2 separate regions of the Homo sapiens genome follow, and region 2 is linked to region 1. A link is a loop called in an ENCODE intact Hi-C map of the cell type or tissue named here. Cell type or tissue: CD4-positive, alpha-beta T cell. All regions are shown on one strand. Each heading gives the region's core, and the rest is flanking DNA. Links, peaks and the distances in the headings are about the cores only.

The links. Peaks named below come from ENCODE experiments on the same cell type or tissue, not always from the same donor. Only the 100,000 strongest peaks of a DNase experiment are listed, where the experiment ranks them.
Region 2: it touches region 1 in a loop (14-fold over the local background); 9 of 110 quality-filtered maps call a loop at or near these places.

The regions. Positions count from the first base shown.
Region 1 is chr3:143,123,101-143,127,174 of GRCh38, reverse strand. CHST2 (carbohydrate sulfotransferase 2) reads right to left here. Exons shown (of 2, transcript NM_004267.5): 2 at 3,161-4,074. Among named protein-coding and RNA genes, the nearest start is that of CHST2, 5.4 kb to the right of the region's middle. RefSeq lists an enhancer at 3,802-3,931. In CD4-positive, alpha-beta T cell, for the core only: no CTCF peak of the experiment used is centred there; no DNase peak of the experiment used is centred there; H3K4me3 peaks cover 48 bases; H3K27ac peaks cover 357 bases.
Region 2 is chr3:143,451,114-143,455,187 of GRCh38, reverse strand. The region is part of intron 12 of SLC9A9 (solute carrier family 9 member A9); the gene reads left to right. Among named protein-coding and RNA genes, the nearest start is that of SLC9A9-AS1, 110 kb to the right of the region's middle. In CD4-positive, alpha-beta T cell, for the core only: no CTCF peak of the experiment used is centred there; no DNase peak of the experiment used is centred there.

The DNA.
Region 1 (4,074 bases), core at 884-3,383:
AGCTCCTTCATTTAGAAACAATACCAGCACCCCCTACCCCAAACACTGGTTCATACAGTTTCCAATTCTATAAACTTAATGTGTTATGCAAAGTTCAACATTTTCTTAGCATAATTTGATTAAGGATGTGCAGAATTGCATCAGATGTAATAAAAGCCAAGCCCTGTAATTTCAATTATTAAATACTTGTACCAAAGCCTGTACCTGAGCAGCTCAGTGGCTCATACTTGAACTGCAAAAGTAGCAACTGAATGTACAGAAAGCAGGGAAAGTGTCTGAATGAATTGTTTTCTTAGCTGTGACAGATTTGAAAAGGGTTTCCTCAAGGTGAAGGACAAAAGGGGTCTATAAACTGCGCATTTACCTCAGGACATCCCATCACACACCTCAAGTCATTCCTCAAATTGTGATTGTCATTTTCTACCTATCCCCATTGGATCCTGACGCAGAACTGTCAAGCTTTCTAATATAACAATTGGCCGACCACTCACTCTCCAGAAGCCTGAGATCAAAAGTGTGCCTCACCACGCATCTGTTAGCTGGGATTAGAACATTCTCTCATCCAGATCTCTTCAAGACGATGCAGAAACTCAATTGTATGTGTGTGTGCATGTGTGTTGTGTGTAGGGAAGAAAGAAAGTTGGAGGAGGATGGTAAAGTGACACCTTGTCCTTATTTACCATGCCTACATGATGAGACACGCTTTTCATTTCCCTCTTGCTCTTCCTAGAGTCATCTCTAGAGTCTGCGTTTCAAGACCTAGGGAATATTTAATAGCCTCCCCCAAATTCACATTAATTTCAAACCAATCACATAATCCAGCTGCAACTGTACTGTGTACAACAGAAATCCTGGACAAAACTGGCTGTGGCCAAGCAGGGAATGTATGGGAACAGGCAGCCATTGTCTCGCTCAGCATCCACAATAGGACAAACTTCCTGAAAGTAACCATCCCTACACCTGCAGAAAATCTATTAGGTGGGTGCAAATGTAATTGCAGTTTTTTACCATTACTTTCAATGACAAAAACCACAATCACGCTTGCACCAACCTAACACATCACAGTCCATCAAACTACACATTCACAGCACTCAAAACAATAAGTGCCACATGACTTCTGCAAAAAAAAAAAAAAAAAAAAAAAAGCAGCTTTTTAGCCCTCCCTTAGACCCCTGGACAACATTTGCTCCATCACAGTCCATCAAACTACACATTTGCAGCACTCAAAACAATAAGTGCCACATGACTTCTGCAAAAATAAATAGCTTTTTAGCCCTCCCTGAGACCCCTGGACAACATCTGCTCTGCAGGTTTGTTCTGATCCCCGCCCTTATGGTGTTCATGCAAGTGGGAAAACAGTAACAATCAAATTCCTTACTTTGAAACATTTACCTCTCCACATTTAGAAATTGTGCATTTTTTCTCTAATTCATCGCTGGGAAATAGTCTATAAACAGTTGCCCTGGAAATCTTGAAGATATTCCTATTGCTCACTCCCCACATCTAAATAGAGCCTATGGCTTATTTCCTTCAGCAAACTTTACTGAACAGGCTGGCATTTTCCCCACACAGGTAATACACTCTTCCACTCTCTCCCTTCCAAGTATTTTCAAAATTTGATAGTTGCATATTTCATTCACTTATTTAATAAATATTTATCATGCACTATGTGGTGGACACTGAAGGGTATAGATTTGCTCTGGCCCCTGCCTGCAAGGTATCCACTGTCAGTCTGAATGAGGTCTTTGAGTGGCTCTGAGCTCCTTGAAATTTAAGCCCCCAGCCTGTGCCTCTGCCTTGTTCCAAACTCAAATTTGTTGACTAAACGCACTGGGTAAACTTTGTTTTATAAATACAGCTTACTCATTAACAAAGGCATTCCAAAGCCAAGCGGTAAGTAAGGAGTGCTATCATTGAGCAGAATTTGAAAATGAAAATCACTCTGACAACCTGCTCTAAAGAATATTTTCTCTTGCTGACGGACATATTGCCAGCTTGGGAAATGTGAAAGGATCTCGTTCATATTTGCTGCCTCAAGAATGGTCACAGGCTCTGTTGCAATTTGTCATAGCACAGGTCTGCTTGCACTAGGGGTTGACAGAAGCTTGTTAACGCCAAAAATTCTTCTCTCTCCTTCTCAAACCTTCGGAAGCTGAATGTCACTGATATGACTAGCTCAGCCCTTAGTGGGAACACCACCTGTCTCACTTTCCTAGAAGGCAGCTAGGTACAAATCTCCAGGAGCAACAATTCACCTTTTCAAATTACAGAGCACAGGAGTGGCAGAGTGGAGAGAATGCAGCTGCTACAAAACAAGATTACGAACGGAAACCCTGTTCAAACAGAGCAAGCAGAGGATCTGTTGGTGTTTAGCTTAAAATTTCATCTGAGCAGAGGCCACAAATGCTCTGCCAGCTGCAAAGGCTCTATCTAGCATCTAATATTGTTTTAAATACAAGATCCAAAACATCATAATTCTACTTTAACACAGTCCAAGTCCTTAGATAAGCTGAAAGAAGAATGAATTCACTGCTTGAAAATCCTTCACTCAACAACTAGGCATGAATTTCACCGCAATTGTTAAGAGCTGATTCTAATGCCACACAAAATTTGTTTATAAATGGTTATTTTATTCAGAGTGGTTGCTTTTTAATGCTGCTCTCTTAATTTCCTGTTAAATCTGTTTCATCTATAGCCATCCAATATTAGTATTTATTTTGTTCATTTAACTTTAAAGTATTCTTAAATTAAATCTATTACAAATATTCTACTGCTGGTGAAGCTAATTCAGCATAGGCACTACCACAAAAATATGGAAAACATGATCAATGTATTATAGATGTAATCTGGCTTCAGAAACACAATACTAAAAACTATTTTAGTAAATTAAGAAATAAGCATTCTAGATTGTGTTATAAAATCCATTTCTAAATATACCCCTTTTTAAACCTTTATGCTTCTTTACCTTGGAATTCTTACCAGCGTAGCTAGATTTTGTATTGCAATGGTAATTATACTTAAGAATCATTGTGTGTTAAAATATTCCCCACGTACAGATTATTTTTATCATCTTTTCCCTAAAATAAAATTCTCAGCATTTAACCTATGCATGTTGGCTTTCAGAGATCTCATAAAAAATCACAGTGAAATAAAACCATGATGATAGTGAACTTGTACTGTATTTACTGTCATATACAACTACACTGTCTCTTGTTCCCATTTGGGCTTCACAATTTCTTCTCATAGTATAACATTCTGCAGAATGTTTCAGTACCAAATGGGTTCAGGACACAACATCATAACCACTACAGGAAAATGTAACGGTTTTCTCCCTGGAAAATACCAAATTTCAAAATCCTACACACTAGTTCATTTTCATTTCCTCTTTACCACAATTCATTATCATATCTAAAAGAAGCTCTTGGCTGAAGCCTTATACTGTCTGCAGCATGTTACTTTCTTTGCAAATTTACTTTTAGGAAACATGATAAAGAAAAGCAACATATTCCACAGGCATCCCAAGTAAAGCATTATAAATTCATATTCTCTCTTGCACTGATTTAAATGGGAAGCAAGTAAGAAAAGGGAAAACCCTTACGGTTCTCAGATGAAACTTCGCTGCTTTCATCCACCTCCACATACCGTGTCAGGGTCAGAAAAACACTCCAAATAGATACTTCTGTCACTTTGCTAAACCAACGAAGCTGCTACCATCGCCAGCAGTATGTTCACGCTACTTTCCTGAGGTCTGTGTTCTAATCATCAGAACTTTTAAAAATTACATACTTTTTTTAAAAATCCTTTTTCTGAACCAGCCTCAGCACCAAAACATTGGTCTCTGCTTCAAGGTTCCCCATTTTAACTGAAGAGGAATGAAAAACCAAATGCCTTCAAGTCCTGAAGGAGTTGCTTCTTCCTGTGTTCAAAGTTGAAGAGAGTAGTGTGCTTTTTCTTCCACTGCCCTGTTTGGTTTCTGCCTTTAGAATACAAAGATGTGTTTCACTCCTGGACACCTAACAGGCTGAGATTTACATGTGAGAAAACATCCCCCAGGTTATTACCAAGGAGGCAAAA
Region 2 (4,074 bases), core at 671-3,170, 330 kb before region 1:
TGGCATAGGGATAGTATTTTCAGCAAATGGTATTAGAATAAGTGTCTATCTGTGGTTGGTAGAATTCTAAGATGACTCCCAGCATTTTCTGCCCCTCCCCATCCTGATACACATGACTTGCATAATCCTTGGAACTGCAAATATGATGGATTATCTTAATATGACACAGTAGACTTTGAAATAGGAAGATTACCTTGTGAGGCTGACTTAATCACATGAACCTTTTTATAAGAAGAGAGTTTTCTCTGGCAAGTCTTTGAAGAGGAACTCATACATTCAGGAGGATTTGATGCGCCATCATGGCTTAAAGTTGGAAGTGGCTACGTGGCAAGGAATTTTGGAAGCCTCTGGGAGCTGGGAATAATACCTGGCTGACAGCCAGAAAGGAAAAGGGAGCCATAGTTTACACCTCAAGGAAATGAATTCTGCCCACAAGAAGAATGATATTAGAAAGATTTTCCTCCAGAGCCTCCAGACAAGAACCTAGCCTAGCCAGTACCTTCATTTCAGCCTTGTGATATCCTAATCAGAAAATCCAGTCACATTATGCCAGAGATCAGACCTACAGAACTGGGAGCTAATAGGTGTTGTTTTATGCTGCTAAGGTTTGGTAGTTTGTTACACAGCAATAGAAACCTAATACAATATCCGTAGGCCAAAAAATGAACCTTGACTTAAACCTCAGAACTTACAAAGAAATTGACTCAAAATGGATCATAGATCAAAATATAAAACTATAAAACTTCGAGAAAAAACATAAGAGAAAGTATTTATGACTTTGAATTAGGCAAAGGATTCTTAGATATTATATGAAGAACATCATCCATAAAAGAAAAAATCATGAAAATACCTTACTTTGCCAAAACACTGTTCAGAGAATGAAAATACAAAGCTACACACCTAGAGAGAATACATTGCTGGTGGGAATCTAAAATAATACAGCCAATCTGTAAATCACTTTAGCAGTGTATTATAAGGTAAAAATACAATTACTATATGACCCAGTGTCTTAGTTTGTTTTGTGCTGCTATAACAGAATACCTAAGACTGGAAAACTTACGAAGAACAGAAATTTATTTTCTCCCAGTTCTAGAAGCTGGGAAGTCCAAGATAAAGGTGCCAGCAGGTTTAGTTTTCTGGTGAGGGTGGTTCTCTGCTTCCAGGATGGCACCTTTATGCTGCCTTCTCTGGAGGGGACAAACACACTATGTCCTCACATGACAGAAGGTGGAAGAGCAAGAGGGACAAACTTCCTCCTTCAAACCCTTTCATATGGGCACCCAATGTCATTCACTTTCCAAAGGCTGCAACTCCTAATATTGTTGCATTGGGGATTAAATTTCAATGTGAAATTTGGAGGGGACAAAAAACATTCAAACCATAGCACCAAGCATTCTCTCTCCTAGGCATTTACTGTAGAAAGTAGAATGGGGGTAATAACAGCATCTATCTCTGGAGATTAAATGTATAAAGATTAAATGGGAAAAGATACATGTTAATGTCCTTTGAGCAGTGCTCAGCACTCATAAAATAATCCTATTTTAACTTATAGCTTTGATTAGAAATGTCAGTGAATTATTTATATAGAGAGAGCACTTTCAGAATATGTTGAGATAATCATACAGTTTTCTTCTTCTTTTAATTTGTTAGTATGATGAAATATGTTAATAGATGTCCTGATACTGAATTATCCTTACATTCTCAAGATAACTATTTTTCCCTAAAATTTTGTATGTATAATAATAAATTTGAATTAGTCTTATAGTTTTCTTTTTCCCTTTGTGGGGAGGGAGCTATCTTTACTGGGTTTAGGTATTATTAAGGATATGCTATATTCATAACATGAACTAAAGGCTTTTCCATTTTTTCATATTCTGAAATAACATAATATAGAAATAATCTAGTCTTTAAAACCTAGATCAAAGTCAACTGTGAAGCCCTCTGATTCCTTCAGTCATTTTTAATGGTGTGTCTTCTGTCACCTTTCTAGTGTCTCCTATGTTAATTTGTGTATTCAAGGTAAAATTGTCATTTGTAGCTAAAAAATGGTCAAGTATTGCCAATTTCGTATGGTTCAACCTAATAGTAAAATAAATATCGATATGCCCTTAACCTAGTTTCACCCATTATTAATAAATTGCTCACTTCGCATTCTTGCCTTTCCATATATATACATAATATGCATATATATTAAATATAATTATGTGAATGGTTTTTAATTTGTTGCTTTTTCACTGAACCATTTGAATGTGAGAATAGTCATCACATGCTTCTTATCTAAATATTAAAGCATGCATCTTCTAAGAATGAGGACATTCTCTTAGATAACCAAAGTACCGTTATTGCACCTAGAAATAAGGACATTCTCTTTGATAACCAAAGTACCATTATTGCACCTAGAAATAAGGACATTCTCTTAGATAACCAAAGTACCGTTATTGCACCTAGAAATAAGGACATTCTCTTAGATAACCAAAGTACCGTCATTGCACCTAGAAATAAGGACATTCTCTTAGATAACCAAAGTACAGTTATTGTACCTAGAAATTTTTTTAACAATTGACAGTATTATCAGTACATATTTAAATTTTTCCAGTTATTGCAAAAACTTATAAGATATTTTAAAATTCAGGATCCAATCAAGATAATGTGTTGCATTTGGTCTTTTTTTTTTTTTTTTTTTTAGTCTTTTTAATCAGTTTTTCCTTCTTTTTTGTTTTTTCAGAAGAAACCAGGTCAGTTGTTTCATACACTATTCCACACCCTGGACTTGCTTTTTTTCCCACAGCAACAATTAATGTATTCTTTTCGGTGCTATATTTCCTGTAAACTAGAAATTAGGTCAAGGCTTGAAATTCAGGTTGAATATTTTTGGCAAGAATATTCATCGATACTGTTGTGTGCTAATGGGCACATGAGGTCAGGTTGTTCCACCATTGGTAATGCTAAGTTTGTTCATGTGGTGACAGTGTTAACCTCAGTTGCAAAGGTATATTTTTACCTTTGTAATTAGTTTTTAATCTGTGGGAGGATACTTAAGGACAGTATAAATATCCTGTTTCTAACAATCTTTTACCCACTGTTTTTAGCATCCATCAATAATCATCATCTGATTCGACTATTACATTTAGGATGATTCAGTTTCCTATTAAATTGAGTTTCTTGATTATGTTACTCAAATTGTCTGTATCTTTACCTATATTTTTACTAGATGTGTCAGATTCTGAAAGAAGTACATTAAATTTCCCAGTGTAATTTTTTGTAATCAAGGCCTTACATTTCTATATTATTAATCATATATATTACTAATTGTATGTATATATTTGCCAATCATATCATGTTGAGAGGAAATACTCAAATTTGCCTTTGCGTTACTCTGATATGTCTTATCCCAAAAGTAAAACTTAAAATGGTCATATCCTCCATATATGTTCATACGCTTCTTTCATTCTCTAGTCCTGGTAATGTGGAAACCTATAATGTAGTGTGAAAGCAATATAGAAAAGTCCTTTTTGTAAGCATTAAGCAGGGGGAACTTCCCCTTTTCTCCTTTATTTTTGGTTATCGGTGAACTAGTACTGCTTTGAAACAGATTTCAGTGTTTTGATTACATTATTTAATTCCCTGGGATCCTTAACTTCTCTTTTAAAACATAAAGCCTTATGTTTTAATATATTACAGTCTTTTACTTACTAGTATGTGTTTTAAACATTAATGAAACTGTTTTAAAAAATGACTGTGTAAAATCCAAAAAGTTGCAATGAAACACCCATTTTGCATCTACCCTGAAGATTAATTGTGTAACCAATATATGAGATTTTAACTAAAGTTTTTAAAAATAAGTGCTGGATTCTACCAAAAAGGATCACTTGGAAGAAACTGCTTAAGACAGGGAATTGCCCATTAGAGGCAAAATATGCTTTAATGCAGATTTCATTGTACTCAGTACAGATAGCTGTTTTGCAAAAACACTACAGAAATGTTTGGATGAAAATTAGCTCTTCTTTTCCTCTTTTTTTTTTTAATAACACTCTTGCCAGTGCTAGATTTGCAGTAGAGATTGTAGTTGGCCAG